Linked DNA regions of Homo sapiens: region 2 is linked to region 1. Evidence: chromatin loops called from intact Hi-C (ENCODE). Cell type or tissue: PC-3. All regions are shown on one strand. Links, peaks and the distances in the headings refer to the core of each region. The heading gives the core; the rest is flanking DNA. Region 1 overlaps SNX25 (sorting nexin 25). Region 2 overlaps SNX25 (sorting nexin 25).

The links. Peaks named below come from ENCODE experiments on the same cell type or tissue, not always from the same donor. Only the 100,000 strongest peaks of a DNase experiment are listed, where the experiment ranks them.
Region 2: it touches region 1 in a loop (8-fold over the local background); 4 of 110 quality-filtered maps call a loop at or near these places.

What each region holds. Positions count from the first base shown.
Region 1 is chr4:185,301,815-185,307,193 of GRCh38, reverse strand. All of the region lies in intron 6 of SNX25 (sorting nexin 25), which reads right to left. Among named protein-coding and RNA genes, the nearest start is that of LRP2BP, 91 kb to the left of the region's middle. RefSeq lists a silencer at 705-999 and enhancers at 523-1,023, 1,109-1,168, 2,204-2,393, 3,282-3,381, 4,566-5,066. In PC-3, for the core only: a CTCF peak has its summit at 1,987 (motif pointing right); a DNase peak (open chromatin) is centred at 1,053; H3K4me3 peaks cover 837 bases; H3K27ac peaks cover 2,503 bases.
Region 2 is chr4:185,355,296-185,360,674 of GRCh38, reverse strand. It overlaps SNX25 (sorting nexin 25), which reads right to left. Exons shown (of 19, transcript NM_001378034.2): 16 at 2,938-3,004. Among named protein-coding and RNA genes, the nearest start is that of LRP2BP, 38 kb to the left of the region's middle. In PC-3, for the core only: no CTCF peak of the experiment used is centred there; no DNase peak of the experiment used is centred there; H3K27ac peaks cover 466 bases.

The DNA.
Region 1 (5,379 bases), core at 57-5,056:
AATTAGTCAAATGTATAACATAGCACTCAGGGAGGCTGCAAAATTAGCTGAAAAAACTTAGACACAGCACCATAATACGTTTTTATCAGAAGCAGCTTTTCCGGTACTTAACACAAAGGGCCACAGGCAGGCCTCAGGTCAATACATGGACTTGTTCAAGATGATCTGTCAGGTATTATCAGACATCTTTTCATCCCATTTTCATTTACTTCAATAATGGTTTCTGAACTTGTGTTATACTTGGCCAACAGTCAGGACCTGCCTAAAGAACTCACTAATTTAGCATTTATCTCAACAGGAAAAAAATAGTATTTCAGAGACTCCTTTGTGGGAGGATGAAGGTAAATGTAGTTTGCCCCAAAATTAGTCTATTGCAAACTAAGATGTTTTGTGAGTGTACCTAAGGAAATGCAAGCTTGGAAGACCTAATTTTTCAAGAAAACTTTTACTTTTAAAATATATATCCTTAAACTTCATAGTTTGTGTATAATGTTTAAGTTAATCTAAAAATTCTGGGACTAAAGTTGCCTCTTATTTATAAAACAAACCTAGACCTCAATTTTAATTTGGGGTTAAAACATGTTAATAAAGAGAGAGAAATATAGGAGAAAACTGACACCCATTTACCAACCATTACATTCTTTTTACCCAAAGAGAGCTTAAAACGCCTTTCTAAAAGGACAAAACCTAGAAGAAAATTCCAAAGAGAAGTAAGAAAGAGAATAACCCTTCCCTAAAACCCAGCTGCAAGGCTGGGAAGAATGTTTTGGTGCTCCGCTTAAATGTGGCTTGCTCACGTGAATGCGTTCTGTTTGATAATGGGCCATACAATGCCATTGTCTGATCACAAAGCTTGTTGCTAACAAATGCAACAGCAGCTTGTTGCTTAGATGGTTCTGTTTATTTTTGCCTCAGAAAGCGAATGCCACATTCAGAGCTAAATGACTAACGTGGAGCTCATGCATCCCATGCTGCTGGCATGCAAAAATCCTTGTAAATCCAGTGATGCAGATGAATACATTTCTTTGTGGCCTTAAAACCCATTCATCCAAGAAATATTCACATCAAGAAAAGTATAGGCGAGTGGGTGTGTGACAACACCCCGTGACCCAGCTCATGCCAGAGTTATGTGGCTGTTTCTCTATAGAGTGTTAAGTAGTAACACTGTGCATTGTTAGAAACTGGGTTAATCACACAACATTTAATCTAGCTTTAAAAAGAAGTGGCCAGTGAAACACCGGATGGCAGTGTGTCTTTAAACTGGTGCCAAGATGAACACACACATGATGTTAGGTTAGTGCAAAAGTAATCACGGGTTTCGCCATTACTTTTAATGGCAAAAAAAGTGATTACTTTCGCACTAACCTATAATATTCCAAAGCAATTAGTTCAAATATTTACTGTTTTTCCGTCTAGATAGTCTAGGTTCTACTGAGATCAGAGCAAAAGGAAATGGGTGAATTTGGGTTCATTTGGTGAAAAAGACATTTATATTAGACATTAGGTAAACCCTTTTGGCTACAAAGACATTACAACAGACTTACGAATAACATCACAGAAATGCTTTTCGCTATAAATCCCCTGCCCATGATATAATTCTTCCTTAAGCAAGTGAAGTGGCTTGCAGTAAAACAAAAACAGCAACATCTAACGACAACTGTTAGATGCTATTTCTAATGAGGCAGCAGAGAGCAAAGTAACTTAAAGTGCAAACTCATGACTCCAGAAATAGTACAACTGGATTAAAATGGCACCACTGTGCTTTTCAGGTATAAAAAAAGAAAAACACCAACAGTAGAATATTTTCCTTCCCTCATAACATGCTATCATGTTCCAGGGCATATCATAATGGCAGCATCCTCAGCAGACTCACTGAGGGATTTAATGGATAATACAGGGCAGGGTTTCTCAACCTCAGCACTACTGACATTTTGGACAGGGTAGTTCTCAGCTGTGGGGGGCTGTCCTGTGTACTGCAGGATGTTTAGCAGCATGCCTAGCCTCTACCACTAGATGCCAGTAGCATCCCTTCCCCCAAAGACGACAACCAAAAATGTCTCCAGACTATTGTCACATGTCCCCTGGGGAGCAAAACTGCCACCTCCTACCCTCCACCTGGCCCCACTTAGCAGTGCTGATACAGAGGTACAACCTGCTCCTCTAACAAGAAGGTTAGAGCAAACAGAGGACAAGGCCGCACCCTCCTTCCCCTTCCCTCACTCCTCAACATGGGCTCTCTTCTCTCCTCTGCCCAGGATGCTCAGGTCTTCTCGTGAAATGCAGGCAATCGACATATGGAATAGAGACTTCCTCCCTAGAAAATGCTGGTTCTCCAATCAACTGTATGTGCACTGACAGACTAACCAGCTGTTGAATCTTTCTTGTATATTCAAATAAAAGTTTTAGGCTGGATGTGGTGGCTCATGCCTGTAATACCAGCACTGTGCAGGGCTGAAGTGGGAGGATGGCTTGAGGCCAGGAGTTTAAAACCAGCTTGGGCAACACAGCAAGACTCTGTCTCTATAAAAAAAAATTTAGGCCCGGTGTGGTGGCTCACGCCTGTAATTCCAGCACTTTGGGAGGCTGGGGCAGGCAGATCACATGAGGCTGGGAGTTGGAGACCAGTCTGATCAACATGGAGAAACCCCTTCTCTACTAAAAACACTAAATTAGCCGGGCATGGTGGCGCATGCCTGTAATCCCAGCTACTCGAGAGGCTGAGCCAGGGGAATTGCTTGAACCCAGGAGGTGGAGGTTGAGGTGAGCCGAGATGCGCCATTTCACTCCAGTCTGGGCAACAAGAGCAAAACTCCATCTCAAAAAAACAAAATAAGTTTAAAAATTAGCCAGGCGTGGTGGCATGCACCTGTAGTCCTAGCTACTCAGGAGGCTGAGGCAGAAGGATCACTTGAGCCCAGCAGGTCGAGGCTGCAGTGAGCCGTGATCACTAAAGCCAGGAGTTTGAGGTTACAGTGAGCTATGATCACGTCTCTATGTTCCAGCCTGGGTGACAGAGTGAGAACATGTCTCTAAAATATAAATAAGTAAACAGAAGTTTTACTAAATCCTCTTGATGGAAGGGTTCAAGAAACAGGTATATATTTACTTAGGGACTAGTCAAGATTTGAAGTGAGAAATGGTACTTGACCTCTTAACACAAAGCTGGCAGCAATTCTCAGTAGTTACCAATCATCACAGACTTCTTCAAAATTATCTAGAAATCACCTCAACAGTTGCTAAGGAACTCAAAAAAATATTTGCCTTACTTTTCAACCTGAGGCTGGTATGTCCTTTTTTGAAAAGAACAAATGGGCTTCTCTTACCACTCTAAACACCTGAGATTTCATAGTCTAACGTGTCACTCCACTTCAGTGGAGAGTATATTTGAGGAATAGCAGAAATCGTACAGGAGTTGATGGCGGAATCACTCACTTTATGATGGAGAAGAGTACAGAGACACATGGACTTTGTGCAGCCCGGCCAGGGTGTGCCCACTGTGTGCCCTGCCTTGCTTTTTTTTTTTTTTTTTTTTTTTGAGACAGAGTCTCGCTCTGTCGCCCAGGCTGAAGTGCAGTGGTGCAATCTCAGATTACTGCAAGCTCCGCCTCCCAGGTTCATGCCATTCTCCTGCCTCAGCCTTCCAAGTAGCTGGGACTACAGGTGCCCACCACCACGCCCGGCTAATTTTTTGTATTTTTAGTAGAGACGGGGTTTCACTGCGTAAGCCAGGATGGTCTCGATCTCCTGACCTCGTGATCCACCCACCTCGGCCTCCCAAAGTGCTGGGATTACAGGCGTGAGCCACCACGCCCTGCACCTTCGTTTAATGTCTTGGTGCTGGAACTCCTAGCACTCCCCTTGGTTTAAGGCCCTCCAACAGGCTTGCAATATGTTTTTAAAGGAATAATATAGCAATTAAATCCACATATAAAATTACAAGCAGAACCCCGTTCCCAAATCAGCACTGTGAGCTGAGCAGATTTGAGATATACACCCGGAACTCAGATCTGACCCATACAATGCTTGTTGTGAGCAGGAGCCCAGGACGAAACTCAGGAGACTTGGGCTCAAGTTTCGGATTTGTGTGTGACTAACTAGCTCTATTCAAACCAGGTCAGTTGTTTAACATCTCTGGACATGAGCTTTATTTGTTATAAAATGCAGGTGTTAGAGTCTACGAGGACTAAAGTTCTTCTTGGGGAGAGAGGGTGAGTAGAGTTGGTTATAAACTCATGAGACTATAGTGAGTGCAATGGAAGTGCCCGAGCCCACAGACCTTCAGGCAGGGAATGAGTGGGGGCCAGGTGGTGACAGTGGGGAAGGGACAGCAGGCACTGGAGGTAGTGCTGGAGGTTCAAGGACTGGGCAGGGAGGAACCCTCGCAAGAGCCCTTGGGGCAATGGCAGGGAAACAGCCTGAGAGGTGGTTGGCTCTAACAGAACACCACAGACTGCATGGCTTTCGAACAACAGACATTTACTCCGCACAGCTCTGGAGGCTGGAAGTCCACAAGCAAGGTGCTGGCAGAGTCGGCGTCTCCGCACCACATCCTCACATGGCAGAAGGTGCAAGGCAGTCTCTGAGGCCTCTTTTATAAGGGCACTGCAAGGAAAACCCAACTCCAACTGCATTTTTCCTTTGCTTTCACACCACAACAATCAATACCAAAGACTTCTGTGACCAAATGTGTGGAGGTTTTTTCCCCAAACACCAAGCTAGTGCTGGGTGTCCTCTAATTCAATTCTGGTGCTCTCCACTTAAAGACAGTGCCAGATCCCACAGGGGGAGGGTTCAGTCCCCAAGACTGCCCCCCTACAAGACACTAGTTGCAAGTCTAGGCCTCCAGAACTTCTGACCAACCAGCTTCAAGTCAGGGTTCCCACAGCCCCCTCTTTGAGTTTGATTAATTCACTACCACAGCTCACAGAACTCAGGGAAACTCTTACTTGCATTTACCAGTTTATTATAAAAAGTCTGATGATGTAATCCCAGCACTTTGGGAGGCCAAGGCGGGTGGATCACTTGAGGTCCGGAGTTCGAGACCAGCCTAACCAACATAGTGAAACCCTGTCTCTACTAAAAAAAAAAAAAAACAAAAAAAACACACACACACAAAATATACAAAAATTAGCTGCATGTGGTGACGGGCACCTGTAATCCCAGCTACTCAGGAGGCTGAGGCAGGAGAATCACTGGAACCCAGGAGGCAGAGGTTGCAGTGAGCTGAGATCACACCATTGCACTCCAGCCTGGGTGACAGAGCAAGACTCCATCTCAAAAAAAAAGAAGAAAAAACGTGTGACTAAGGGCCAGGCATGGTGGGTCACGCCTGTAATCCCAGCACTTTGGAAGGCCAAGGCGGGCCAATCACTTGAGGTC
Region 2 (5,379 bases), core at 116-5,115, 53 kb before region 1:
ACCCGGCCAGTCATTGGTCACATTCTAACCAGTTACAGGTCCTCTGCTGTCAAGAGACTACTACACACAGTTCAAAGAGCCCAAGAGTAGTTGTGAGGTTGGGAGGAGAAAAGCCTCTCCATTGAAAAGGGGAAAAGAATCATCTTAGACTATTTGTGCCAGAAAGACCTCAAATTTCAAATTCAATTCATGAATAATAATATATTAAAAAGCCTTTTAAGAATCTGACTTCCAACCAGAATTTTAAATGGACAACACAAGGTTTCAGAAATAACATCTGCAGTAGATGTTTCAAGTCCAGTACTTTGCACATAGTAGTCGGTCACTGCTATGAGTCAAACTACACTGTTATCTCCATCTATAACTGCGTATCTCCTAGACTCTTCTCTTTCTTGGAACTGTGCAATTCAAATCTAGACCATATAAAATAAGTTTATTGATTTAACAGAACTTGTGGTTTAAGAGAGAATCTGCTGACCTGCCTGCCTAGCTTCCTAAAATTTCAGTTTACAACTTGAGATTAGGAAGCGACTCTTAATAAAGGTCATCATCTAAGTTATTTTCTACTGATTTAGATCTGACTTTCTATCAGCTGAAACCTGTCTGATGCTTTTGAAGCAATTCTAGCATGTGAAATTGTAGTTACTGCAAGGCAAGAGACACGCACTGTGCTGCTGCTGAATTCTGTCATGAGTCATCATCTGCTGAAGGCAAAAACAGCAAAGAACCATGTGCGCCATGATCGCTACTTGATAAAAAGCCCACTGAAATGGACAGCCTGGAAATCCTCTACATGTGCCTCTTCTCCATCCCTGTGAAAATTACTGCCCGATGTATGCACCACTCACAACATGCAGCCGCTCATTTTATAATTAACAGCCAATATCATAAATAGGAGCAATGAAAGCATGCATGATTTGCTGACACTGAAAAGGAAAATAGATTAGCAAGTCCTGAGTCCTGAGAAAAAGAAGGCCATTTTGGGAATTTCTTTTAATTACAGGTGCATGCACCCACCATGCCCAGCTAATTTTTGTATTTTTAGTAGAGATGGGGTTTTGTCATGTTGGCCAGGCTGATCTCGAACTCCTGACATCAAGTGATCCACCTGCTCCGGCCTCCCAAAGTGCTGGGATTACAGACGTGAGCCACCGCGCCTGGCCTTTTTTTGGGAATTTCTTTATCTAAGGCTTGTCAATACAAAAGAGATTTGTTTGCCTTAGACTAAAACAAAAAATTAAACAGGCCATTTTTTCTGAGTAAAACAAAAGCCTATGATACTTAGGTCAACTAAACAAGCCTCTGACGGGCAACTAAAACTTTTTTTTTTTTTGAGAAAGGGTCTTGCTGTTTCATTCAGGCTGGAATGCAGTGGCTCATGGCAGCCTTGACCTCCTGGACTCAAGCAGTTCTCCCGCCTGAGCCTCCTGAGGAGCTGGAATCACAGGCATGCGTGTACTACCACACCTAATTTTTTTATTTTCTGTAGAGACAGGGTCTCACCATGTTGCCCAGGCTGGTCGTAAACTTCTGGGCTGAAGCAATATGCCCGTCTCAGCCTTCCAAAATGCTGGGATTATAGGCATGAGCCACTGTGCCCAGCCAACTAAAACTCTTTTTTTAAAATCTTAAGTAGAAGTAAACTTTGTTTCTGACCACAAGGAAAATATATTCATTGGCAAATCAATAAAAAAATAGCAAATGTTCTTTACAGTGTTTCCTATTAAAATTTATAAGCTTTATATGGTAAAACTATTATACTAATCTTGTACAAATGTCTGACCACTAAATCTTTCACTTGGGAAAATCTGATAATTTCATCTTAAAACTTATTTTGTTATATAAAAAAGTGATTTTTTTTTAAATTTCTAGACGTTGACTCATATTCCTATTCTGCAGGAAATCATAATGTTTATCTTGTGAACAATTCTGGGTATAGAGTTACCATATAAAAGATCTTGATAACAGTACTTCCAAATTCCAGGCACAGAGATGAAGCAGGCACCAGACCAGGGGGCCAGGTTAGGTCAGCTAACGGGTCTGGTGACTTCAGACAAGCAGTTGATCTCTTTGGTTCCACTTCTTCACCAACAAAATGAGAAGTGAGACTAATCGCTAGGACACCCTTTCAGGCCTAAACCGATCTAAATAATTCTATTCAACTTCTATTGGCTACATGACTTTGCAGTTATGAAAAATTCCAATAATTTCTTAGAAACTAATAATAATTGACTATATTAATTGAGTTCTCAATAACAAACCCAGGGCTTTCATAAATGCATGATCAAAATGTGGATCACTTTTTATGAGCAACATTAGAACACTCAGTGAAAGACTGGGATACATATATAATGCCTTTATGTATATGGATAATATAATATAGTTTAGAATAGACATATGGCTTGTAACAGTGCTAGATGACAGGGCCACACACACACCCCAGTGGATACGCAGATATTAACTAACAAGAAGAGTTAGCACTTCAGTGCTACACAACTGTGAAAACCTTAATACATGGTCTGTATTTTCCTCTAAGTAAACGCCTGCCATGTGATGCTCATCCTACTTGCCTTCTGGCTTAGAGTCTGAACCTTAAACTGATTCTCATTATTTGACATAAAAACATTCTACTCAAGATACTCAAACTCGTCGTCATGATTAAAGGGGAGCTCTACAGAGTACAACCTCCTGACCCTCGCCAGTCAGAGTGTGGAAGTAGCTCAAGCTTTTCTTATCTAACTTGCCATATGCATTCTGTGGGAGAAATTCTTTTAGAAATCGACTCTCCTATCCAATCTTAGAATCATATCAGAAACGAAAAGTGAGAGAAAATTAAAGACTTTCAGTTAAATGACTGGCTGCTAGATCATAAGGTAATTTGACTGTCAAGGCAAAAGAGTAGGGCATGGATCCAAATATTAATTTCATACAACTCACTTGTTGATGGTTCTTCCAAAAGTGACCTGAACGAGGGCAATTAATGTTCTTCTCACCCATTTAAACACTGAAACAGAAACCAGAGGAAAACTTTTTATCACAGGGCATCACAATTTGGGACATTTTCATAGCTGTACAAAGCATAAATCTTACCACTTAAGATGATTTCAGTCCTGCCATCAAGTCATGGCTATGACATCTGCAGAATTTGGGTTTAGGTCAGGAAAACTCTTCTGACTAGGCTTTCATTTTCTACCAAGCAACTGATGAGATGAAAGCAGAGTTTTTACAGTGTTTCAGTGCCTCCCAACAGCTGAGCTCGCAAGCGGAAAGAGTGCTTCATCTGTCCCTGGGCTATTGACAACGTGTCTGTTTTCCACCACCACACAGTGTAATTCCTATTTTAGATTTCTGTCTGGCTTGCTGAACCCACTTTTTGAACACACTGCTGAATGAGAAACATCTGTAGTCAAATATTTTGAAATATTAATGAACGGATGGGTCTAACTGTTCCTGTTTGAAGCGGTTTGCAGATCACTGTGTACTTTATATATACTACGCATTTGGGAGAGGATAAGTGAATGGTGAAGAGGCAGGACCCTGAATGAGAAATGAATTTGGCCGTCTCCAGTGCCACCCCCATAGCAGGAGGGCACAAGTCACCTTCTCTGAACCCCAATTTCCTCATCTGGAAAGGAAGGTATTAACATGTGCCTTTCTTTGCTCTGAAGGTCTTTCCCCGTGTGTGAGAAAGACTGTGAAGGGTTCTACAGACCTAAACTTTTATTGTTAACATAGAGACACATTTTTATAGGTATAGAAACTGAACATAAACCAACAGAAGGCAAAGAAATGCTATGAGGATATTTTAGGTCCACAAATTGGAACCTAAACCAAAATTTTCATTTATATATTCACCTCCATCTATTGAAGTGTTTGGCTACTGACATACGAGGAAATAAGAAATTCAGACTCAGTCATAATGGAGCCAAGAGTTCGGGGCTCTTGTACCCACTAAGAAAAGCTAACAATGGCAAATTCACAGAAGTCTCTGTACAAGGGCAACCACACAAATAGAAATCATAGAAAACACAGACTTGGCACTAGACATTAATATACTCTAAAGCCATTTCTAATTTTTTTAATGGATCAAAATATCCAGTTAAAGTAGTATGAATTCTTCACGTAAAGTCAAGTCTTGGAGTCGGAATCAAACGTCAAAAATGTCTTAAACTTTTTGATGGAATTTGCTGGAATGCTGCCAAGCATGTTCATTTTAGGTTGGCATTGAGGCTGGGATGAGCATGTCTATCAGTGATGATAACTTCACTTTGTCTTTCTAGGGCAGGAAAGAGGTGGCTCATACCTAGAGGGTCTGAGGACAAGTGCAACTCTAGGAAGAGTGCCTGACGACCAAGGGGTTATTTTTAAAAAGGGGGCCAGGGGTATTACTGGTCCCTTTTTGTAAACTAGAGCAGAAACCAAAACTCATTTTGCTACAAATTTTCTATCACTGATAGCCCCTTACTCTATTACTTTTCCCTCACCTTCCCTAGTCCCCAGTAACCCCCCGATACACACACACACACACGCGAGCCCCATTACTCCAAAGGCTTGTTTGCTCAAAGCCACAGAGGCAGCTGCAGCAGCACTAGGATTCTGCTGACGACGAATAGATCACATCTCATTATATATGAGGTTCTATTTATTCTCTCTGAAATGCCACTAGCAAAACCGAATATGTTCCGAGCAGGCAGAGATGGAGGAAGTGCATGCCGCAGGCATGGTGAGGAGCCCTGCTCCAGCTGATACTGGCTCTGACATGCCTACTGTATCTCTTAAGCTCTGTACCAATAGCAAAGACAAAAACAATGATGAAGCCTAGGACAGTGTCCTCATTCTTATCAACTCTGTAGGAAACTGGGGAGACTCATGATTTAATGGGCCACATTTCACCAAACAAGAGTCAGACTTTGGGTGGATTACTATTTGTCTATATTGAATCAAGTTAAACATCACTGTATATGTCTTAAAGTGTCTCAAATATTAAAAAGCTATTAGGTTTTTTATCTGAAAGGATTTTTCATATGTGGATGATATTCCATCATATAGATATTTCTTAAATAAGTTATCTTCCATTTCTAAAATTTATCTTAGTTCCAACTTTTCATTATTGTAATTATGCTAAAATATCCTTATGTGTAAATCTCTGCCTGCACTTTAGAATTTAACTTTGTCTATTGCTTAATGTGAATTACATTTTTGGACCCTTAATCTGTAAATTCACTGATGGCAGAATCTGTATCTGATATGGTTTTGTTTCCCTACAGATCTGTATCTAAAACATATGCTCTCAAAGTGTTTGATGACTGACATTTTATATTCTCTTAGCTTTGGCTCAGAAGCTCTCAAAGTCTTTGATGATTGACATTATATATTCTC